3 separate regions of the Mus musculus genome follow, and all the other regions are linked to region 3. A link is a loop called in an ENCODE intact Hi-C map of the cell type or tissue named here. Cell type or tissue: heart. All regions are shown on one strand.

What was found. Peaks named below come from ENCODE experiments on the same cell type or tissue, not always from the same donor. Only the 100,000 strongest peaks of a DNase experiment are listed, where the experiment ranks them.
Region 1: it touches region 3 in a loop (3-fold over the local background); 17 of 42 quality-filtered maps call a loop at or near these places.
Region 2: it touches region 3 in a loop (6-fold over the local background); 25 of 42 quality-filtered maps call a loop at or near these places.

The regions. Positions count from the first base shown.
Region 1 is chr11:102,335,763-102,343,762 of GRCm38, forward strand. No RefSeq gene overlaps it. Among named protein-coding and RNA genes, the nearest start is that of Ubtf, 21 kb to the left of the region's middle. In heart, a CTCF peak has its summit at 4,040 (motif pointing right); a DNase peak (open chromatin) is centred at 3,019.
Region 2 is chr11:102,315,992-102,323,991 of GRCm38, forward strand. It overlaps Ubtf (upstream binding transcription factor, RNA polymerase I), which reads right to left and starts at 3,105. Exons shown (of 21, transcript NM_011551.7): 1 at 2,857-3,105; 2 at 358-482. The coding sequence starts at 415. In heart, CTCF peaks have their summits at 694, 1,406 and 4,887; DNase peaks (open chromatin) are centred at 950, 2,110, 3,510, 4,390 and 3 weaker places; H3K4me3 peaks cover 5,113 bases; H3K27ac peaks cover 5,206 bases.
Region 3 is chr11:102,403,313-102,411,312 of GRCm38, forward strand. Slc25a39 (solute carrier family 25, member 39) reads right to left here and starts at 4,205. Exons shown (of 12, transcript NM_026542.3): 1 at 4,078-4,205; 2 at 3,243-3,342; 3 at 3,050-3,109; 4 at 2,894-2,938; 5 at 2,381-2,514; 6 at 1,700-1,767; 7 at 1,483-1,607; 8 at 1,140-1,313; 9 at 719-828; 10 at 479-560; 11 at 321-401; 12 at 1-223. The coding sequence starts at 3,327. The coding sequence ends at 108. Mir6930 (microRNA 6930) reads right to left here and starts at 1,675; the gene lies at 1,608-1,675. In heart, a CTCF peak has its summit at 4,634; DNase peaks (open chromatin) are centred at 2,525, 2,945, 4,179, 5,319 and 2 weaker places; H3K4me3 peaks cover 4,363 bases; H3K27ac peaks cover 3,931 bases; H3K27me3 peaks cover 341 bases.

The DNA of each region.
Region 1 (8,000 bases), 68 kb before region 3:
CTTATCCTTTTATGGTCCTTGGGATACTTACCAGTGCCTTCTCTTGGACTTTTTTTTTTCTTTGTCAGTTTTTCTTACTGGTTCCCACACACACATACCAAAGAACTAACTTTGGATTTTATTTTATTATTGATCTTTCTCTATAGCTTTGCCTAATCAATTTCATTAGTTCTATTTTTTATTACTTTGTGTGTGTGTGTCTGTCTGTGTGTGTGTGTGTGTGTGTGTGTGTGTGTGTGTGTGTGTGTGTGAGAGAGAGAGAGAGAGAGAGAGAGAGAGAGAGGTAGATAAAGGGTCTCAAAATGTAGCCCTGGCTGGCTTGATTCATCCTACAGAGATCTCTGCTTCCCAACGGCTAGATTAAAGGTGTACACTATTTTATCAGGCTGACATGCCACCACCCTCTCCCTCTCCCTCTCCCCCTCCCCCCCCCATCTCTCCCTCTCTTCATCTCTCCTTGCCCCCACTCCATCTCATCTCACCTCACACTATAGTCCAATCTTGCCTGGGACTTACTGGACAGTCCAGGCTGGCCTCTAACTCTGGCTCTTCTCATGTCTCATTCTCCTGGCATTGGCCAAGCTATGCCCTCAAAATATTTCGTAGCTTCACTTATGGTGCCAGCTTTGGTTTAAGTGCTTTTCAGGGACATATCCCTGGGCCAGGCAGATGACTCAGCAAGTAAAGTATAGGGCAGAAAACTCCAGATGCTGAGTTCCACTCCAGAATTCATGTAATGATAGAAGGGAGAATTGACCCCACAAAGCTGTCCTCAGACACACAGACCTGTACTGTGACTCACACACATTTTCAGGCATGTAATAACAACAACAACAACAACAATAATAATAATAACAATAATAATACATTTAAAAGAATGCATTATTTAGCTTCCAGATCTTTGGCTTTTGCCTGTGGGTCCGGTCCCCCAGGCTGGCCTCAAACTCACAGGGATCCACCTGTCACTGTCTCCCAAGTGCTGGGATTAAAAACATGTATACCGCTGGGTGTGGTGGCGCATGCCTTTATCCCAGCACTTGGGAGGCAGAGGCAGGCAGATTTCTGAGTTCGTGGCCAGCCTGGTCTACAAAGTGAGTTCTATCTAGGATAGCCAAGGCTATACAGAGAAACCCTGTCTCAAAAAACCAAAACCAACCAACCAAACAAACAAACACCATGTATATCAGTGTTGGTTGAATTTGCTAAGTTTTGTTTTGTGGCCCAGAATGTGGCTCACTGTGGTGAGAGATACAAGTGCAGTTGAAGATGCACTTTTTGGGGGGGGGGTTCTAGACAGGGTTTCTCTGTATAGCCCTTGCTGTCCTAGAACTCACTCTGGGTTCGGTTCCTAGCTCGGCATAAACCTAGGCACAGTGGCAAACATTTGCAATTCTGATGCTCCAAAGAAGAGACAGGAGGACTGGATTATGGTCACTCTTGGCTTCATTGCGAGTTCAAAGCCACCTTGGGTTATGTAAGATCATATTTAAAAAAATTTTTTTGAAGTGATTGTAAAGCTGAGTGTTGACGCACATACCTGGAAACTCAGCCACAGAGAGAGAGAAAGAGAGAGAGACTAAGACAGGATGACCATGAGCCCAAGGTCAGTACAAGCTATATACACCCTGTTTCAAAGAGCAAGTTATATCAGTCCTCAAACTTGGGGTACATAGAGCTGTTTCTTCTTTCTGTTCCATCTGTTTTAGATGTTTGAGGCTGTATTTAAAAATTATGGGGCTGGAGAGATGGCTCAGTGGTTAAGAGCAATGATTGCTCTTCCAAAGGTCCGGAGTCCAATTCCCGGCAACCACATGGGGGCTCACAATTGTCCGTAATGAGACCTAATGCCCTCTTCTAGTATGTGTCTGAAGACAGCTACAGTGTATGCATATACATAGAATACATAAACCCTTTTTAAAAATCATGTATGCTAGCCCAGAGTGATGGCGCATGCCTTTAATCACAGTACTCCCGAGGCAGAGGAAGGTAGATCTCTGAGTCTGAGGCTAGCCTGGTTTACTGAGTGAGTTCCAGCACAGCCAGGAATACACAGAAAAACTGTCTTGAAAAAACAAATAAACAAATTACAGATGCTAAACTGGGTGTGGTAGTTCACACCACACCTGTAATCCCAGCTCACAGGAGATAGAAGCAGGAAGATCCTGAGTTCAAGGTCTTCTTTAGTGACCTGTGGAATTTGTATGGTAAAATGTCTGAATCCAGCTCTGGGTTTAAAAACCTACCCAAACCCACCAATCCCCACCCTGGAAATCTCCACCCTGGAGAACACCCTTCCCTCCAGAAACCTTGTATACCGCCTGCTTCTTGCTTTGTTCTGTGTGGCTTTTCACCCCTGCAGAGGTGTCCACCCTCTTGTATCTCTCCCAATAAATCTCTTGCTTAAGGTGTGTTGTGCAGAGTGACTTTGTGGCATTCCTTGGAGCCTGACCTTTCCCTTCAGAGTTGTATCTCCTGCAACTGGGGAAACCTTCCCCTAGGGGTTGTAACACTTTCATTAGGGACAATTTCCCCCTGAGCTATAAACACTTCCACCAGGCAAGTCTTTCCTCTCTGAGTTGAAACAATTTACAGAGTTCTAGGCCAGCTGGGCTATGAGAGACCTCATCTCTAAATAAGTAAATAAACATAAAATGTAAGTCTGCACCATTAAAATAGATACAAATTATATTGTTCATGTAAATAAAACTTGGAGGGCTATCCTAAATTATTAACTTATCTTCCTGTGGATTCTCTCTCTCTTTTTTTTTTTTAAAAAAACAGTAAATCTACAATTTTAAGTGTTTTGCAAGATACACAGAAAAGGCTTGAAGTAGTTAGAGCTTTAAGGAAATGAGCAATGGGCACAAGACTGTGAACATGTCCCCTAGTTGGCAAGGAATTCTCTGGTCCTTTTTGGAAAGCTACCCACTTAACGCTCCTGCCAAGCTCCCACCACGCCTGCAGCTCCACCCCCAACCTCTATGGTTTACCAGCCCTTCCTTCCTCACCTCCTGTCAGCTGGCTGTGGGCCCAGGGACTTGAGAATGAGACAATGTTCTGAGGTCACCATGTGGACTGCCAGCCCAGCAGGTTTTCCATGATGTCACTTGACTTTGCTGAACAAATGTCACCATTTTTTTTTTTTTTTAATGTTCCTGATGCTTCTCAGATACGTTCTTTTTGTTTGATTGCACTGTATTTTGAGACAGGGTATCACACAGCACAGACTGGCCTGAAACTCACTGTGTAGCAGAGGAAGTCCTTGAATATCTGATCTGCTTGCCTCTACCTCCCCGGTGTGAGCCATCAGGTCTGGTTGGTATGTGGTGCTGGGGACTGAACTCAAGGCTTTGTGCTTATGTCTAGCTCTATTTTGCTTTTGTTTTGAGCTGATTTTTGTAGCCTAGGCTAGCCTTAAATTTGCTACATGGCTAAAGATGACTTTGACCAGGTCCTCCTGCCGCGTGCTGGATTACAGACTTCCGTCCGTCATGAATGCTCTTTTCAGAACAGACTTTCCACATCCATCATTATAGGTACAACTCTTACTTGTCTCTCAGATGATGGATTAAACGCCTCTGCTGCCCAGGAGCTGGCCTAATGCCAGCCTTCCGTGCTGTTTCCTCTCTGCACAGTGTTCCTCTCTTGTGTGGAGTACCTGGCACCATGCCCCTCACAGGTGTTCTGAGGGCCTGCCTGCCTCTGCAAGAGGCTCAGTAGTGTGCAGAGATTCTCAGTTTGTCTCCTTCACGGAGCTCCTAAAGTGGATCGATCGCCTTAATCTCGTCATTCCACAGGTCGAGCATTTGTACCAAAGGGTCAGTAGAAAAATGCTCACCTGGTGTTCTCAAGGGCCTGGGTTTGATCATGGGGGGTGGGGGGGAAGCTTGCAAAAGACTTCCTACAAGCTCAGTCAAGCCTAAAAGCTTCCTCTGGTCATTCTTTTTGTTTTTCTTTAAAGACATTTTAAATGTAAATGTATGTACCTTCAGTTGGCATTTGTCTGTGCACCAGTGCATGCAGTGCCTGAGGAGGCCAGAAGAGGGCGTTGGGTCCCCTAAAACTGGAGTTGCAGATGGTTGTGAGCTACCGTGTCGGTTCTGAGAACTGAACCTAGGTCCTCCAGAAGAGTGAGCAGTGTTCTAACCGCTGAGCCATCTCTCCAGCCCCTTTGGCCATTCCTGACATTCCAGTTTCCTCAAACACTACCTGGCTTTCTATGACTTATATTAACTTCTATGCAAAAGAATTACTCTGAATATAAATGTAAACAGCGGGCTGGCGAGATGGCTCAGTGGGTAAGAGCACCCGACTGCTCTTCCCAAGGTCCAGAGTTCAAATCCCAGCAACCACATGGTGGCTCACAACCATCCGTAACGAGATCTGACTCCCTCTTCTGGAGTGTCTGAAGACAGCTACAGTGTACTTACATATAATCAATAAATAAATCTTTAAAAATAAAATAAAATAAATGTAAACAGCAAGTTAATCTGCGGCTGTATTTATTTACCTTATGCTAATCCCAATAACTTCACAGAGAAACCAAGATTTATTTAAAACTGCACCTCCATAGCTGAACAGTTAAATGGTGTACCTTAAACTTCTATGCCAGCTACCTCCCGGCCCCTGATACTTGCATATCACTATCGATCGATCTGGCTCTTCAGACCGCTTCCTCATGGCTCCAAATCCTCCATCCTCTTTGCTATCTGAATCTCCTTTTCTCCCCTTCACCTTCCTTTCACTAGAGGATGTCCCACCCTATTCTCTATTCTGCCCAGCCATTGAATGATCAACATTTATTGACAAGGCAGAGAATAATGGTAAGACTTGTTTACACAAACTTGAGACAGGGGACTCTTGCTATAAGCATTACAATGTTGTATCCAGATTGAAACAGGATATGAGTGCAGAGAAATCAGCATTTGAATAACCCAAAGATAAACTTTGCATTGTGTACTGGGGTTGAAATTTGTGTTCTGCTGGGCAGTGGTGGCACATGCCTTTAATCCCAGCACTTGGGAGGCAGGGGCAGGCAGATTTCTGAGTTTGAGGCCAGGAGACAGGGTATCACACATAGGAGAGGAAGAGGACAAGCGGAGAGAGAAGGATTAGGAAATTCCTGAATCTAATTTCTTTCCTTTTTTTTTTTTTTTTTAATTAGGTATTTTCCTCGTTTACATTTTCAATGCTATCCCAAAGGTCCCCCATACCCACCCCCCAATTTCTTTCCTTTTGTTTCTTCTTTGACCATGGCTACTGACAAACCACAACCACCCACTACTCTTTCAGGGCCCTAGACTATGCTTCTGCCAGAGCATCAGGCAAATCATGGTCAGCTGCTGCCAACAGTTCAAAGCAGCCCGGAATCCCTACACCTGGGATTAAAATGAAAGCAAACTCTTTAAAATACTTCTGTGGCTTTTTAGTATATGTGCTGTCGAAGTGAGCACATTTCTGTGGCTTTTTAAGAAACCAAAATTTCAGGCTTCTCGCTACAATCATATATCAAATGTCCTGCATATCAGATACTTCCATAACAGTATCATTACAATTTATAACAGTAGCAAAGTTTACACTATGATTCATACCAGTAGAAAAAGAATAAAGTAGCAACAAGGACAGTTTTATGGTTGAGGGCCATTACAACATGAGGAACTGTGTTTAAGGGTCATCGCCTTAGGAAGGGTGAGAACCACTGGTCCAATTGGCAGAGAAGAGTGGAGAATTTAGTGAGGCCCAGTCTCAGAATGGTGATGATGGTGATGATGATGTTGACCATGGTGATAATGTTAATGATAATGTTGATATTGATGGTGATGGTTGCTAATGATGATGAAAAAGAAGAATCGTGGTGGTACATACCTGAAATTCTAGCATTGTTTTTTTTTTCAAAATCTCTATTAACTATCTTGACACATTCAACTAGATGCTGTGAACTATAGCTCTTCTGTTGCTTATGAACTTATTAGTCAGTATATTCCCTAAATTTTCCTAGGTCTATAGTTATGCTTTTGTGATAAAACTAGTGATATTTTCTATTATCTTGAATCATATTTTATTAAAGGCATAAATATTTATGTGGTTCTCACTTATTGCATATATCATTTATATCTTCACTCAAATTCCAGCATTTAAGAGGCAGAGACAGGGGAACTGACAAGAGGTTTAGGCTAGCCTAGGCTAGTTCCAGTCAGGGCTACATTGTGAGACACTATCTCAAAAAAAAAAAAAAAAAAAAAAGAAGCCAGGCATGGCAGGCAGATTTCTGAGTCCAAGGCCAGCCTGGTCCACAAAGTGAGTTCCAGGACAACAGTCAGGGCTATACAGAGAAACCCTATCTTGAAAAACCAAAAAAAAAAAAAAAAAAAAAAAAAAAAGAGTGGCTAAAGATCTCATGACTAGTCTGGGACACATAGCAAGACTGAGGCTTTTAAAAATGCACTGATAAGAGCCGGGCATGGTGGTGCACGCCTTTAATCCCAGTGCTTGGGAGGCAGAGGCAGGCAGATATTCGAGTTCGAGGCCAGCCTGGTCTACAGAGTGAGTTCCAGGATGCCAGGGCTACCCAGAGAAACACTGTCTCAAAAAAAACAAATAAACAAACAAACAAACAATGCACTGATAAAATTCCATTGACTGAGCTGGCGGTGGTGGCACACGCTGGTGAAGGCAGAGACTAGTGGATCTCTGTCAGCTCATGGCCACCCATCTCTAGAGAAAGTTCCAAGACAACCAGGGCGACACAGAGAAACCCTGTCTTGAAAAACTAAACCAATCATTCAACCAAACAAACAAATCAAAACACAAAACCAAGATGACAAAGACAACAACCATGGCAGCTGGCAGCAGCAGCAGTGGTGGTGGTGGGGCAGGAGGAGGAGGAGGAGGAGGAGGAGGAGGAGGAGGAGGAGGAGGAGGAAAGTAAGGGGGCATTCCCCAAGGACATGCATTACAGATTTGCTTGTGGAGGTAGGGGAGGGTGATGACCCATAGAATATCGGATGGATGTTAAATCCACCGGCTGCTTACAGAGCATCAGGACTGGTTTTGAAGCAGAGCTGAGTGAGAAGAACCGACAGCCAGACAGAGTGACACACAAGCCTGTGGGACCCAAGCCTGTGATCCCAGTGCTCAGGAGTCTGAGACTGGAGGAGCGCTGTGGTTTAGAGGCCAGGCTGAGGGGTTCAGAAGCGATGCTTATGAGTGCTGTTCAGTGAGAGAGCACGCTGAAGGCCAGCCGTTAGATCCCCAGGAATGGCTTAAGAGAACAAAACCACACAGGAGTGTTAGCAAGCGTGTGTGCGCTCCGCCAGACACTCCAGGCTCATCGTGTCACTGCAACCCTCCATGATCCCATGAGGTGACGCTTATGACCTCGCCTTTGCAGAGGCATTAATTGAGCTCAGAGAGAGGCTGCATGTTCCAGGGCCCATTGAGTCTCCAGGCACAGAACAAGATTGCACTAGCCTGCTCTGATAAGTGTGTCCTTATTATGCCTTGATAACCTGCCTGGTGGTCTACTTTCCTGATGTGGGATAATTCTCTGTAATCTACTAACTGCTGTTTCTAGGCCTCAGGTCTCTTTCAGGCTCTTTGCTTTTGTAGCTAGCTCTGTATAAAGCAGCTTTAGGCCAAGAGCTCTTTTAAAGTGTTATTTTGCGCTGTTATTTCCTTCCTAGGTGGAGTTATTTTGTGCTCAGGTCTCATTACTATAGTCAGTTCCCATTGAGGTAGGGTTTGTACTTGAGGCAGAACTCTGTGAGTTCAAGGCCAGCCTGGTCTACAGAGTGAGTTCCAGGACAGCCAGGGCTACACAGAGAAACCCTGTCTAGAAAGAAAACAAAATAAAAAGGAGGAGGAGGAGAGGGAGGGAGGGAAGGAGGAAGAGAGAGAGAGAGAGAACTGGGGAGCTGTCTGAGCTGGTAAAGCGCTTACTGAGAAGCATAAGGAACTAAATTCAAGGCCCAGCACCCACATAAAAACTGGGTGTGGTGGCA
Region 2 (8,000 bases), 87 kb before region 3:
TATAATTCCTAAGGCTTGGAGCCATAAACCACAATCCCCTTCCCTGTTTTCCACCTGCCTCTAGTGAAAATCTCCACTAAGGTGTGATACTTCAAGCTAAGAAACCAAGAAGGCTGGCTTCCAAGAGTCTTCCCTGTGACCCTCATTCATAGCAAGAGATCGTAAAGACTCAAGTTCTAAGCTCAAGGCCAAGTAATTTGGATTTGGCCAAACCCCCATGTGACAGATGCTTCACTTTCTAAGACTTAAGACTGTCTGCCAGTGCACAGAACGAAGCCTGAGAGGAACCTTTTACAAGGCTGGAGAGCTCGTGTGTGAAAAAAGACAAGTTTGAAAAGAGAAGCTGGGGACCCATACCTTGGCCTTTGGGGGCGGCCATTTCCAGGTCTGTGGGACAGTCCGCTTCTCCGTTCATTCTCCAGCTGTCCAGCCACCTCCTCGGTCGCGCTGGCCGGGCCACCCGGGGTCAAAGCCACCTCACCCTTTTGAAGAGACACCAAACCCACTTAAGGAGGCTGAGAGGAGGGGGGCTTTCTATCCCACCCCCTCACACATGGGAGGGGGCATAGGTCCACACTCTCAGCGAGACCCGAACAGGAGGCTCATAGACTTCATCAGTGGGTGCAGGAGTGAGCCCCACTCTTCTCTACCCCAGCCCCCAGAGCCAGGCGGTGCCGCATGCGCCCTCCCCTGCCCACGCGAGAGACTGCTCCCAGCTCCCGCGTGCAGCTAGCTCCCGCCCTCCGGCCTCCTTCCCCCACCCGGGCAAAAAAAAAAAAAAAAAATTCTCCTCCTCCTCCTCCTCGGTGAGCGCCCGCCCCGGGGAGGCCCCAGGCTGGAGGGCGGGGGAGGAAGGGCGGGTAAAGGGCGCGCGCGGGCATGGAAGCGGGCACGCGCCTCAGTCTCCTCCTCCCGCTTTTCCCCGGCCGGTTCCCCCCGCCTCCGCAACCCGGCGGGGACCCGGACGCCGCGCAGCCGCCGCCAGCCCGGGAGCGCAGCGGCCGGACCGCCCCCGGGGACTAGATCTGGATTCCCGCTGCTACCCCCCTCCCGACCTCCCAACGCGGTCCCCGCCTGTCCGGGCAGGCGAGCAGTCGGAGAAGCGGCCTAGCTTGTCCCCCGTCCCCGAACCACCCGGGGCCGGAGACGCCGCCGCCACCACCCAGCCACCCCAACACGCACGGAAGAAACCCGGCGCAGAGGCGCGACCGCGGCGGGAACGGCCGCCTCCTCCCCGAGCCTGCGGCCCAGCCCTGCCGGCGCCCCCGCCCCGGCCTCCGGGGAGCCGAGCCAAGCAGAGGGCGGGAGGACGGCGGCCGCGAGGCGGGGGCGCTTCGCTCACCGGCCCCGCCGCCCCCTCCGGCGGCCGGCGAGAACTGCGCCTGTCGGCCGGAGAAACGCGGGCTCCTCCACCCGGGGCCTCACTTGGGCCTCGCTTCCTGCCCTTCCTACCCCCGGCTCACGGCGCCCTTCCCCGTTCCCTGATCATCTTGTCTACAGTTCTCCCGGTATCGCCACTCGGCGTCTACCGCAGCCGCGGCTCGCTCCCTAGCCCCGGCCCCGGCGCACGTCCTCCGCCGCCTCGGTTACCCGGCGCAGCGCGGCCTCTGAGCTCCCCGCTCCGGCGGCTCCCTTCTCGGCTCTGAGCGCGGCGCCCTCCCCCGCTCGGCCGGGCACAGCCGCAACTCCCTCCCGCGGCGGCAGCGGCTCCTCCTCCGGGCGCGGCGGCGGCGCTGGGGCGGCGGCTGCTGCTGCTGCTGTGGCGGCGGCGGCTGTGGCTGCTGCCTGCTGCTCCTCGCGGCGAAAAGCACAAAGCACAGCGCCCTCCGCCTGCAGGCAGCCCGCCCGCCCGCCCGCCGGCCCCGGCCTCAGCTCGCACACCCCCCGCCGCCGCAGCAGCCTCCGCCGCCGGAGCGGGGAGGAGGGAGAAGGGAGGAGGAGGAGCGGGAGGGGGGGCGGGAGAAGCGGGGCAGCGAGCGCGTCCTTCCCCGTAGAGCGCACACCGACCCCCGGGGAGCGAGCGCCAGCCCGCCCGCCTCGCCGGCTCCGCTCCCTCCCACAGCCTGCCCGGGCGGGCTCCGCGGGGGGCAGCTGGGAGGAGGGGCGGGCGCTGGGGGGACCCGGGCGGCCGAGGCGGAGGCAAGGAAGGAGGGGAGGGGGGTGGTGGTAGTGGCGGCGGCGGCTGCTGCTGTTGCTGCCGCCGGGGAAGGGGGGGGCCGGGACAGGGAAGACACGCAGCCGCCCGGATGGCGGCGGGGCTGCGAGCCGAGGCGGGCGAGCAAGCGGGCGGCTAAAGCGACCTCGCCAGCCCCGCGGGGGAACTAGCAGGCTTGGCCGGCGCGGGAGGAAGGGAGGGCCGAGGTGCGGCGGTGGAGAGGGTGGCCGGCGAGCCTCGCGGGTGCCGGCAACCCTGCTCTGGAGCTCTCTTCCAGGCTCTCCCAGCTTAAGCTCGGTTTCCCGGCCTAGTCCTCATCTGCTCCTCTCTCCCGCCTCCGGGAGCGGGCTAGCGACCACCCTGGTCCCCGGAGCGTGGCTACCGGCTTGGGACTCACGCTCCCGGATCGCGGTGCGAGGTTTCGGCGCCTACCTCTCGGTTCCCTTATGCTCCGCAGAACACCCGTGAAACTTAAAATATATATTCTTAGTCCCCTAAACAACAAAAACCTCTCCCGTCCCTCCTCACACCCGGGAATCGGCCAGGAGCTGCCGACCCCAGCGGAAGAGTCACTCTGGGAGCCGGTTCAATCCAGCCCGGCATGGCTATCCAGGCCTTCCCGGGCGCGTGGAGGACGGAGATTGGCGCCGCCAGAGAGCAACCCCTTTCCCCCGAAATCCGCGGCACCGAGGCTTACTTACCGAGCAAGTGGGTGCTAGTGAGGGCCGGGGGCGCCAGGCAGCACGGCAAGCGGAAGAGCCGAGCCGCAGCTCCGCAGCTGCCGGCGCCCGGGCAGCGAGTCTCCAGACAAAGCCCGAGATGGCGAAGCGGAGCGACGGCTAATGGCGAGCCCCACGCGCCGCGCTCCGCCCGCCCCGCTCCGCCCGCCCGCCCGCCCGCCTCGGCGCAGCGCAGCGCAGCGCCGCTCCGAGCGCTCGCCCGTCAGAGCCGCCTTGGCGCCGCCGCCTCCCGGGCCGCCCCGGCCTCGCCTGGCCCCTCCGCCTCCTCCGGGCGGCTCAGCCTCACCCCTTCCCTCCCACCGCTCGGGGGCTGCACGAAATTTTAAAAAAAGGAATAGTAAAAAAAAAAAAAAAAAATGTTTTTTGCTTTTTTTTTTTTTTCCAAGGCAGATGTTTTTCGACATTTAGCTCTTTTTTGGCTCCCAGCTCCCACTCACCTGCGGGGCCTCCGGCAGGGCTGGGGGCGGGGGTGCGCGGGGCTGGAGCCGCCGAGCGCGGGTTGAAAGCTAGCCAAGCTCTGCAGCGCCCGACCCGGGCGTGTACGCCGCCGCCAGTCCCCGCAGAGAAATCGTCCTCCTACCCCCGCCTCCATCGCTCTGCGTTTCTCTTCCAATCAGCCGGTCGCTTGGCGGCTCCTCCAGTCTCCGGCCAAGCCAGCTGCCTAGAGCGAGCTCCACTCCATCTGCTTGCCCGACTCCTCGCTCTCCTGTCGGGGCGGGCAAGGCAGCTTGAGGCCGGAGGGGGATCTGTGAGGGATCCTGCCTGCTCCCTCTCCCATTGCTCCATCCTTGCTGTCTCCTGCCTCCTCCTCTCCTGCGTTTTTCCAACTCTCCCCTGTCGCCACTGGTGTGTGTCTGTGTGCGCAGGTTTTCTCTCTCTCTCTTTTTTTTTTTTTTTTTATTGCTTTGCTTTTGCAACCCTGAAGCTAAAGCGGGATGGGGGCGAAGGGGAATGTTACAAAAAAGAAAAAGGGAAAAAAAAAAGCCTCCTAGGTTTGCAACGTATGAAAATACCCGGGAAGTACCCCGCCTCGTTTGGGTCTCGGTGCCCGGCGAGGGCCTTCCGGATTTCAGAGCCAGTCTTGGGTTGTTCTCGATGTCCCCCATCTTCACCGGCCGTATGATCCGAGGAGTTAAGAACAAAAAGTTCACCCCTGTGTCGTAGTAGGGTGTCAGTGGGAGTTGGGGAGGTTTTTCAAGAAGCAGCGGAACGGCCATCCCTTTACCCTGGGCTTCAGTAACTAGGCCGCGACCGGGGTAGGGGTTTAGAGCAAAATCCCAGCGCGTTTGTGCGAAAGAGCTGGAAGGGGGAAGTCGGAACCGGGAACGGAGCTTCGTGCGTCTCCCCCTCGGTCTCTGCTTCCAGTTGCCTGCAAGCTCCCCCTTTAATTTTTTTTTTTTCTCCTCCTTTCCTTTAATCTAATTTCTTCCAACTCCACCTTTGTTGTTACCGGCGTCACGCCTGGATCAGCCAATCCCCTTCTCGCAATCAGCTTGTCAAAAAGGCTTGGCCAGCCCTGAGAAAGCAGGCCGCGGGCGCTGTCCCCCCACCCCGGCGACGACGGGGAGCCCACAAGAGAGCTCCGCACCCCGGTTTAAGGCAGGATTTGAGCAGCCCGGCAACCACAGATCTAACCTCCCGTATTCCACCATCCAGCAAGTCTGGGGAGAAAAGGCCTGGGCGTGTGCCGCTTTTTAACCTCCCACTGCCATCGGTTCTAGTGGTCTTTACCTCCCCTGCTAGTGGGCTGAAGGGATATCAGGATTAGTTGTAGGGAGGCAGAAGGCAATGTGAAGGACGCTGGTTTCCACCAGGTCGGCCCACGCTTGGTTTGTGTCATCACTCCCCGGGACACGCCATGGCTCCTGGCTCCTCGGGCTGCCACAATAACACTGCTGTTGCTCACATCTCAGCCAGCTGGGTCGCACAGTCTCTTTGGACCATTTCTTGGCACACTGCCTTCTCCATCCACAGTTTCGTTGCTGGTGTAATTCCTCTTGTCTCCTGGGGAAAATGAGATTTCTTTCCCAGGATTTCCACATCCCACTCTGCCACGTTGCAGGAACAGATCTGCTGTGCTCAGCTTAGAAGCACCGCGTGTAGGAGAGGCAGATTGGCCGTGATAAAGAAGGGTAGCCTTCAAGGCCTCTTCCTTGGATGACCTACTGAAGAGTCTGTTCTTAAATTATTTTGTTTGTTTCGTTTGGATTTTTGAGACAGGGTTTTTCTGTGTAGCCTTGGCTCTCCTAGAGCTAGCTCTGTTTACCAGGCCAGCCTCGCACTTAACCCGAGATCTGCCTGCCTCTGCCTCCCAATTGCTGAGATTTTAATATTTTATTTTTTATTAAAGAGTCTATCCCCTTCGCTTGCTTTTACTCCCTTCCTCTCTTCCCTCTGTCCGTTTTCTCTCCATTCCCCCCACCGCCACATACCTAGATCTGCCTCTGGAATACAAAACATTTGGTGTTGGATCAAGCCCTCTCCCACCACACTAAAAAAGCAGAGCTTTTAAAGGGCTATTGATGTGTTTTGAAAAGGGTAAAGTAGATTTTTAATTTTATGTACATTGGTGTTCTGCCTGCATATACATTTGTGTTAGGATGGAGCTACAGACAGTTGTGAGCTGCCATGGCAGTGCTGGGAATTGAATCCCAGTCCTCCTGGAAAAGCAAGAGCTCTTAACTGCTGAACCACCTCTCTAGCTCCCACACCCCACCTTTTTGTTGTTGTTTTGTTTTGTTTTGTTTTTAGAGACAAGTTTTCTCTGTGTAGCCCTGGCTGTCCTGGAACTCACTCGGTAGACCAAGCTGGGCTCGAACTCAGAAATCCTCCTGCCTCTGCCTCCCAAGTGATGGGATTAAAGCCACCCCACCTCCTTAATATGGTGTGAGTTTGGACAAATTCTACCCTAACCAGATCCCATTTTCTATATGTGTATACTTATAGAATCCACTTCCTCATCAGGGATTGTGAGACGATGTATATAAAGCTTTATTCTCCACATAACTCACAATTAAAACCAAGAAAGATGCAAATGTTCCACGGTCAGATCTGAAGTACAGGTATTCTAGCACCGAGCCCTGAACTTCTTGGCTGGGCCAAGGGGCTTTTCGGTAAAGTGCTTTGGAAGAAAGCAGGATGAACATGAATCATAAGGATTATTATTATTGATTCCTTGGGCAGCAGAGATCATGGCTGGCACCTTCCCCACTTGGAAACTCTTCGGCTTCTTTGCCTTTGTTGGGTTTCTGGTGAGGTCATGAGTCTTAAGATGTGGGCTACCAGCCCCAGAGTGAGAGAACCTGCCCTTAGCCCTTAGTCTTTGCCCCTTTCCCTTTCATCCAGCTTTGTCCCCCCTCTTCCCAGCTTCCTGGCAGCTGCCTTGAAGCAGAGCCTTCACACTCTGTAACCCCAGCCTACGCCAGCGCCAGCGACAGAGCACAGCGACAACCCTCGCTGTGCGCCCTGCACTTGGTTGCAGCCCTTCTCTGAGTTGCCCAATCCAGACCCAGGCTCCTAGGAAATCCCCAGAGTTCTTTGAATGCTTTAAGCAAAATGTAGTAGTCGAATTCTGTTATATGCCGGGCGGTAGTGGTGCACGCCTTTAATCCCAGCACTTGGGAGGCAGGGGCAGGTGGATTTCTGAGTTGGAGGCCAGCCTGGTCTACAAAGTGAGTTCCAGGACAGCCAGGGCTACACAGAGAAACCCTGTCTCAAAAAAAAAAAAGATTTCTGTTATACAAAAAAAAAAATCCATTGTATATGTGTCTATATCAGTGTGAGTGTATGTCATCAGAGGGTGTTGGGTCCCTTGAAACTGGAATTATTTTATATATATATGTGTGTGTGTGTGTGTGTGTGTGTGTATAATTTACCATCAAAAAGACAAAAATATCGAATATTTCCAGGATCTCAGAAGCTTGTACTGGTAATTTGGGCTACATCGCTTTGGTTCTCAGCCAGATGCACTGCACGTGTGCCCTTGCAGGAGCTATCTAGATTTGAGAATGGGAAACACACATACGCCAGTTAATTTTAAAATGCCTTGCCTACCTCAAAGGCTGGACACTCCTAAACCTTCCCCCTGCTACCTCAGGCCCAATTGGGAAGGTAGCCAGTGGCCACTCACCCGAATTCTCACATGGCTGGTTGGCTTTCCCTCCTGAAGCTCCTACGTCCCATCCTTCTCCCCTGAGTCATGGCACTTCTCCATCTCTCCTCTTGTCTTCGGCACCCCAGCCTTAGCAAATCTAATGATCCCATCCCATCTATTGGCCACTGGCATCTTTATTGATCGATCAAAAACCGGTTGAGGGCAAGGAGCTTCGATGTATGTGCAAATTTCAAATTAAAGCAGTAGAACCAGTCTCCAACAGAAGCTCACTCAGCCAATACACCCCTCCAGACTCTTCAGCATTCTGAGTTCCATCGCCATAGCGATGGAACAATCTGCAGCTTGGTAGATTGCATATATTCCACTGTTAATGGATGTCTAGGTTGGATCCAGGGTCTGGGTATATGACAGTTTTTATTTATTAGGATTGTATGCTTACAGAATGGAAGGACCACAGCACTCCCGCCATGTGCACGTGGACTTCAGAGGACAACTTTGTGGAGTCAACTCCCTGCTTTCACTTTACCTCCAGAGGGCAAACTCAGGTTGTCAGACTTCCATTATTGAGAGACAAGAGTCTTCACCTGACTGAGCCACCTTGTTGCCCACCCCTCCTGGTTTTTATCATTGGGAATAAAGTAGCTTTGAATACGAATGCCTTTTGAAGTGTGTGGGATTTCTGCCTGCACCAGAGGATGTAAGTGTAGTGGGGGGTGGGAAGTGACTCAGCCAGTGAAGTGTTTACAGTGCAACCTGTGGGCCTGGATCCAGGTCCCAGGTGTGATCCTACACCTGGTACTGAGGGTGTAAGGGAAGAGGTTGGCAAAGATGGGTAATCAGTAGGGTCTAGCCAATCAGTGCTCTCTGGGTTCATCAAGAGACCCTGTCTATAAATAAATGAATGATATAGAGGGAAACATTCTGATATCGATTTCTGGTCTCCACACATACATATGCACTTGTGAACATGAGACACACACACACATATATA
Region 3 (8,000 bases):
AGCAGGAATCCAGGTCTGAGGACAGCCTGGGTGACTGGACTGGGAGGGAAGGCACTTGGCTCAGTCTCCTGATCCCACCCGTGCAAGAGCCGGTTGCTCCCCGACTTTCAGCGGCCCAGAGGCTGCTCCTGGTTGAGCCTCTGGAAGAAGCTTTTGCCAAACTCGTAAGTGCTGATCATGATGGCACAGGAGGGTGCAGCCTTGATGATCCTGGGGAGGAAGCCTGTGATGGAAAGACAGACCACAGTGAGGGGTCCAGGTCCCCTCACACACACAGCATGGATATGTATCATATATGCAGTGCATTCACAGAGACAGACCTGCAAAGAGTCCCCTGGTGCCAGATTCAGCCCGGATTCTGCGAAGCAGGAGCCAGGTGGAGTCCACTCTGGGCGGCTTCACTGCAGATGCAAGGCCCGGCTCAGTAGGGCTCAGCTCAGGCCCCTGCCTGCCCTCTCCCCTCACCAGCCCAGCTTACCTCTCACAGCCTCCACCGCTCCCAGTGACATCTGTCGCTGTGTCTTCACCACATCGAAGGGTAGGGTAAGGGTGGCAGCCACCTGGTCAGGTGAGGACAGGGCTCAGCTCCATTCCCAAGCCCTGAGAGGGACTAACGCATCTCAAGGGCGGCTGAGGAAAGCACACAGGCTCCCTGGCAGGCATTGCAATGTTCTGTAGGTCACCTCTGGTGGCCCTACCCCCAGGGCAGTCAACTCACCATTCCTGAGATGCCACCGGCCACGAAGCTGATGCCCACCGATGTCTGGTCTTTTGGTCTCAGTCCGCTCAGCCAGCTCTTCACCAACTCGTAGTTGAACCAGTACAGAGCTTGAGAAGGAGATACACACTCATTAAATGGGGGGGGCAGGGAGGTGGGCTCCAGACTTCTCACCCCTCACCCCCACAGCCACACCATCCCAGGTGCAGGCTTGCCTGCTCTCAACCAGGTCCTCCTCACGACTTAGGTCAGGAAAACCTAGGCAAAACCCTAGGTCCCTGCTAGACCTGTCCTTATATAATGAGGGACCCAAGGTTCAGGGAAGTGATTATGACTTCACGGCCATTTTAGTAACGAAGGAGGGACTTGGTTAAACATTACCAAGAGCCCTTTACCCTAGGCCCTGACCCCGAGCGCCTACCTGAGAAGGGGACATCTCGAAGAGCTGTGGGACCCCAGCCCAGCCACAGAGAGCGCCAGCCACCCTGAGTCACCGCAGCTTGAACAGAGGAAGCCAGCTCACGGTATGACACATGCTGAGCCTGCAGCTTGGTCCGCACGAGCTCCAAGGGGCTGACAACTGTCACGGTGCCCACTAAGGAGGCGAGGGTTGGTAAGACAGCAGAAAGAGGTCAGGCCAAAGAGGTCATGCATTCAAACCCAGCTGCTGCCCCAGGGCCTGAGGGTTTAACATACTCCCCCACCCCCAGGCTAGCAAGAGGCTGGGACTGGGACCCAGAAGGTCAATGGTTAGTTGTGCTCACTTCGGGCGAGGGCACCAGCCACCATGGGTGCGTAGAGGTCAGAGGTCAAGGACTGACCACACAGGAAGGCCTTGAGTTGGTCGTAAGCAGTGAAGTAGATAGCAGTAGCTGGCACGGTCATCACCCTGGGAGTATGGAGAGGCCAGGAAAATCACTTAAGGGCTCCCAAACCTCTCAAGCACCCCCTTCCCTACCCAGCCATGACTAGGGTACTCACAGGGTGGCTGGGAGGCCGCTCCACAGGGTCCTAGTGCCCTCATGCCGCACAATCTTCACAAAGGCATCCTGACCAAGCCAGCAGGCAGCCCAGGGAAAGAAGACAGAGATGAACAAGGCCTGCGATGGACTGGCTCAGCCTCTGCCTAGAGTCTTGCTTGAGTCCTGAGAAGAGCCAGTTAGCTCTACACTCACACCCCACTCCACGCCCCCCAACTTGGTTCTAGGTGGACTCCTAGTCCACCCCTTAAACCTTAAGGAAGTGGATGGACGTTGGTGCTACACATCTTTAGTCTCAGCACTCGGGAGGTGGAGAAGGTGGATCTCTGGGAGCTTGAGGCCAGCCTGGTCTATTACAAGAAGAACCCTATCTACCACTACCCCCCACACACACACAAACCTAAACAAACAAACCACACAAACCCCCACCCCCACCCCCAAAACCACAAAAAGCAAAGAACAAAACAATTCCATAGTAAAGAACTTTACTAGTGTGTATTACGCTATTAGGTCCTGTTTTTGATTCTCAGCATCAGGACCAAAAAGCTTTCTGAAGGAACAGCCTCCCAGGTAAGCCCTTCCTACACTGAACAACCACCCCATTTGCTTTCCATTCCCCACACCGGCAGCCTAGCCAAATCCAAATCGAGTCCCTCAGAGACACATTGATTCTGCTCCTTACCAAGGTGCCAGTGAACCGTGTGGGGTCCTGAAACCAGGTGGCACAGCGGGTACCATTTGGGCACAGGTACAGGGGCTCCAGGACTCCATTGCAGTATAGGAGGCACTTCCCTGGGGACTGTAGAGCGGAGGATGCTGGGAAAGGGAACGGACATTAGGGTGGAAGGGCCTGGAGCCTTGCTGGGTGACATAGCTGGGTCAATATGTGGCTATTCCAGTGTCAGAAAGCTGACTAATGTGGCCTCAAAGTATGGGGGGGCAGGAGGGGATCTCGAGAGAGGGTTTCTCTGTGTAGCCCTGGCTGTCCTGGAACTCACTCCATAGACCAGGCTGGCCTCAAACTCAGAAATCCGCCTGCCTCTGCTTCCCAAGTGGGACATTAAAGGTGCGCACCGTGCACCACCACTGCTGGGCTCATGTACTACTCTATGATCATGGGTAACCCAGGTACTCGAGGGATACTCAACACTTCTTCCCTGGGCCCTCCCAAGGGCCTGGGGCTTGGGGCACTCACATTTGGTGTAGGAGAGACTCCAGAATCTGGAGGGAGTTGTCAATTCTGAAACACAAAGGTCAGCCCTGGTGGTCAGGAATGCAGCCTCCCCCACTAGAACCCCATCTCTGGGAAATCCTTATTTTGTCAGGCAGCTCGCCTTGATCTGGTACTCACCGCTGGTTGCCGAGGGTCTCTGAGACTGAAGGCGGACCTTCACCACATCCAGGGGTGTCACTGGGGAAGGAGGTAGGTCTGAAGGTTCCTTCAGGACACCACTCACCCTCTTCTTTATCAGAACCAAACTGCCTCCAACCTTTAGCCCACATTAACCCCCAGCTGCCCCATCCCCCATCTCCCCAGGTCTTACTGAAGAGGGAGGTGACCACAGCCCCGGCTCCTGAGGCCACCATTTGCTGAAGGGGGCTAATGCCCCCAGGGTCCTGATCATCCATCTTGGAATTTCAATCCTGAAAACACACACCACAGTCAAATGGAGCTTACCCCCTGACAAGGCAGGCCTGAGTGGGGGGAGTGGGGAGCAAGCATGAGCTAAGGTGCTCTGGGACTTTAACGACAGCGCACTCAGGTCTCATCCAGAGTTTGCCTCTATAATCTTTAAAATCTAGAAATGTGCTCACTTTGCCGAGGGGAAAACTAAGGCTCAAAGGTTGCTGTGACCTTCAAGGTTACGTCATTCGTTTGGAAAGAAGCTAGAATAGCCGTCGGCCAAAGACAGTGATGGCTATTTTCTCAGCCACATGCTCCTCCAGACCAGAGGCCGAAAGATCAAACACCTGAGCCCCTCCACCCAACATCTGGGCGGACACATGAGCGCCCCGGGCGAGGAGAGGTCGAGTCGGGCACCGAGAGAAACGTGTAAACAAATCTGCTGATAGAGGAAGGTCCACCTTCCTTCCCAAGATTGCTGGCCCTCCCCCACACTGCCTGCCTGGGGCCAGAGAGGACAGGCCGTGAGGCCTGGATGGCAGGACATTCTCTGTCTGCCTCCTCTCTCTCTTAAACACAAGCCGCGGAGATGGAAGCAGAGACCTAGTAACAAACCCTTTCACCGAGACTCGGCCGCACTCCATGCCCAGGCCCAGTAAAGGGGTTCACGGAGAGGCCCACCCCCTTCCCGCGGCCTCGATTCCCCTCCCAGCCGGGGACCCTCGGAGAACCCACTCCAGCCCAGGCCCGCCCACCTGGCTCGGAGCCGGTCCTTGCGCCGCGCCACGCCAGGGGCCTGGCGGGCCCATAGCGGCTCCGCGGCCGGTGCAGGGTCCGCGCGTGCCCGCTTCGCACAGCGGCCGCCCGGGAGAGCGGTGAGACCGGCTCCGCCCCCAGAAGGCGAAGCCCCGCCCCGTGGCCGACCGGCCGCGCGCACGGAGTGCAACGAGCTCCGCCCACTCGCGGCCCTCCTCCCACCCCCCCAGTTCCGCCCTTGCGCCGCGGCCGCGTGGGCGGGTCGCCGCGGCCCCGCGCTCCTTGCGGCCGGCAGGTCAAGGTCGCCGACTGGACGGCGCTTGCACCCGGCTCCAGTAGCTCTCCTCTGCCCACGCCCTGCAGGAGTGTTGTCCGGGGAGTCCAGACCTGCGATCGCTGGAACTTTCCTGACCGCTTGGGTATTGCTGCTCCGCGTCCTTTTACGAGGCAGCTGCCGCGAGGGTCGGTTCTTCAAGGTCATCAGAGTGTGGGACAGCAATGGCAAACATCTGCCCACTTAGCTCCGTGGCGGGAGTTTACGATTTATGGCGAGCCTGTTGGCTGGAATCACCATCCTCTTTTACGGATGATGAAACGGGGTTGCAACCCCAGAACGCTTTATGACCTGCAGGGCAGCCTTGTCAGCCGACCTGCAACCTGGGCTAGACGTGGTGTGGCCCTGGGCAAATTTACAGGACCTCTTTGGGCCGAGGACACAGAGAACGTAGAGCAAGAAAGAAAACCAGTGTTTCGCGACAGATCTTAGACTGTTACCACTTTTAATACTTAGAAGTTTTTTGTTTCTTTCCCCCAAGACGATCTACGTAACCTTTGCTGGCATAGTTTCCAATGTAGGCCAGAAATGGCCTCTACCAAAACTTTTCATAGTAGGTAATTACAGACGTAGGTACCCCCATTTTACAGAAAATGAAATGGACTCAAGTTAAAACTTTTGCCGCTGCCTTCCCCGGTGGGCTTGCAAACAGCGCTGTTTCCGCACCAGCTCAGTACCCGGCACCCCACCGCCCGCCTCGCCTCTAAGACTTCCAAGCTAAAACGGTGTTAACAGAAACTGGAACACGCGGTGTGAGGCTGCACCTTTAAGAAGAAAAGGCCGCGGCTTTGACGTCACTACCGTCTCCGCCCCTCAGTCCCCAACTGGTTGCAGACCGCGCTGGAGCCGCCCAGCCAGCCCAGCTAGCACGTGGATTCCAAGTGGCCAACCATAACTTTACCCTGAGAAAACCCTTTCGGCATTTCCATGGCTCGGATCCTCCAGCTTTGGGGGCGGAGTGAGAGCAAACGGGTAGTTAGGAAAGCAGCCAATGATCAAAAGGCCCGGGCAGTCGGTTGGCCGTGAGGCAGAGGCGGCAGGAGAGTCACGAGTGAAGTGTCGCTTGTGCTGCCCTGTCCTATCCTGTGTCCTCTCACCCCAAACCTGGCTTAAAAGTAACACAAAAGCTGGGCATGGTGGCGCACGCCTTTAATCCCAGCACTTGGGAGGCAGTGGCAGACGGATTTCTGAGCTCGAGGCCAGCCTGGTCTACAAAGTGAGTTCCAGGACAGCCAGGGCTATATAGAGAAACCTTGTCTCGAAAAACCAAAAAAAAAAAAAAAAAAAAGGTAACACAAAAGTCGTTTCATAAGCTGTCGGTTCAGTTGGGAATCCAGCGCCTGCTAAGGCCATTTCAACCTCAAAGTTAATGTTTTACCACGTTTCTGAGCAGAGATGATTTTTCTATTCTGTAGAGAAGAAAACTGAAGGCCCTGTGTATAATCTCTTCTCTCCCCCTCTCTCTCTCCCTCTCTCCCTCCCTCCCTTTCTTGTTTATGATTTGGGGTTTGGCTTTATTTTCTGTTTGTTTTGAAGCAGTGACTCATAGCCCAGGCTAACCCGAAACTCCATGTTTAGGCAAGAATTACTTCGAACTCCTGCCTCCCAGATGCTGGGATTACAGGCATGAAAGACCATAACCAGCGGTAATTAATTCTTTGCCCACCCCTTACCCCAACTTCCAGTTTATAGATGAGAAAAGAGTCCCCTGAAGTCACTCAAAAGATCCTATTTGCTCTCAATGAGGTCACTGCCTCAGCAACATGACTCCCAGTGTCTGTCCGAGGCCATCTGCAGTCTGTAGGAATGTCCGGAGTAACGAGGTTACTAGAACTACAGACCTGGAGGAAGCAGTGAGTTTCCAGGGGCCCTGGAGGCAGCTTGTGGCCATCATACAGATAAAAAGGCCCAAGCAATCACTTCTCACTGAGACTTCTGAGAACGGAGCAGCAGATGGAATGAACTGGTATCAAAGCTGGCCTGGCCAGGAGCTCGAGCAGGGCAAGCCCCAGGGAGGGCAGGAGCTGGGAGACCTCCAGCTTGCATCCCCAAAGCCTGTGGAAACATTTCCAGGTAGAGGCAGAACTTCAATCCAATATCAAGATCTAAGCAACAACTCTCTGTCTAAGGCCAACACTGTCACCATCTAGCGGGACTTTCCAGAGGCAAAGAGCCAGAGCCTCTGTCCAGCCACTGAATCCCCCCCCCACCCCCCAAGAGAAATCCAAAGTTCAGACCCAGGGAGGGCTGACCAGTGGAACCAGGAAGGGGAGGGCAGCAAAGCCACAGAGAAATGGGAGAAAAGGGGCCTCTGTGACGTGGAGAGCAGAGGCCACAAGCACTCGTTTTTTTGTTTTTGTTTTTTTGGTGTTTTGAGACAGGTTCTCACTATGTAGCTATTGGCTGTCCAGGAATTCACTATATGCACCAGGCTGGCCTTGAACTCCCAGAGATCCACCCACATCTGTCTCCCAAGTGCTGGGGTTAGAGGTGTGTGCCAGCATCCTTGATCTTAAGCCACACACACTGGGTTGTTTAGGAGCAAATGAATCTAAAGTCTCAAATGGTGAGGGGGGGAGGGGAGGGGGAGGGCAGAGCAAGAATACCAGAGCTAACTTTGGTATATTGGGGCTCATTTTTTTTAAACTTTCATTCTTTTTTTTTTTTTTAAGGTTTCTTTATTATCTGTAAGTACACCATAGCTGTCTTCAGACACACCAGAAGAGGGAATCAGATCTTGTTACGGATGGTTGTGAGCCATCATGTGGTTGCTGAATTTGAACTCAGGACCTTTGGAAGAACAGTCAGGGGCTGGTGAGATGGCTCAATGGGTAAGAGCACCCGACTGCTCTTCTGAAGGTCCGGAGTTCAAATCCCAGCAACCACATGGTGGCTCACAACCATCTGTAACAGGATCTGATGCCCTCTTCTGGAGTGTCTGAAGATAGCTACAGTGTACTTACATATAATAAATAAATCCTTTAAAAAAAAAAAAAAAAAAAGAACAGTCAATGCTCTTAACCACTGAGCCATCTCTCCAGCACCTCATTGTCTCTCTCTCTCTCTTTTTTGTTTTTGTTTTTTGAGACTGGGTTTCTCTGTATAGCCCTGGCTGGTCCTGGAACTCACTCTGTAAACCAGGCTGGCCTCGAACTCAGAAATCTGCCTGCCTCTGTCTCCCAAGTGCTGGGAGGTGTGCGTCACCACTGCCCAGCCTAAATGCAATATCTTATATGTAGACTTAGAATTAGTATAAAGTTGATTTTGTTTATTTTATCTTACTTTATTTTGAGAGAGGGGAGGGCATCGCAATAGGTAGACTAGGCTAGCCTAGAAGTCACTTTGCTGACCAGGTCAGCCTTGAGCTCTCAGAGGATCCATCTGAGTGCTAGAATCAAATGCATGCTCCACAATGCATGCTCCACCATGTCCAGCCCCAAAGGATGCCTCTGTCTTCAAACGTAAGGCAAATGTTCACCTAAGGCTGTGTTTCAGTGTTCCAGCACGCACTTAGCACTCACAGGCCCTGGCTTCAATCCACAGCAAACAAACAAAACCAAAAAAATGTCATTATCTGGCTCAGCCCCA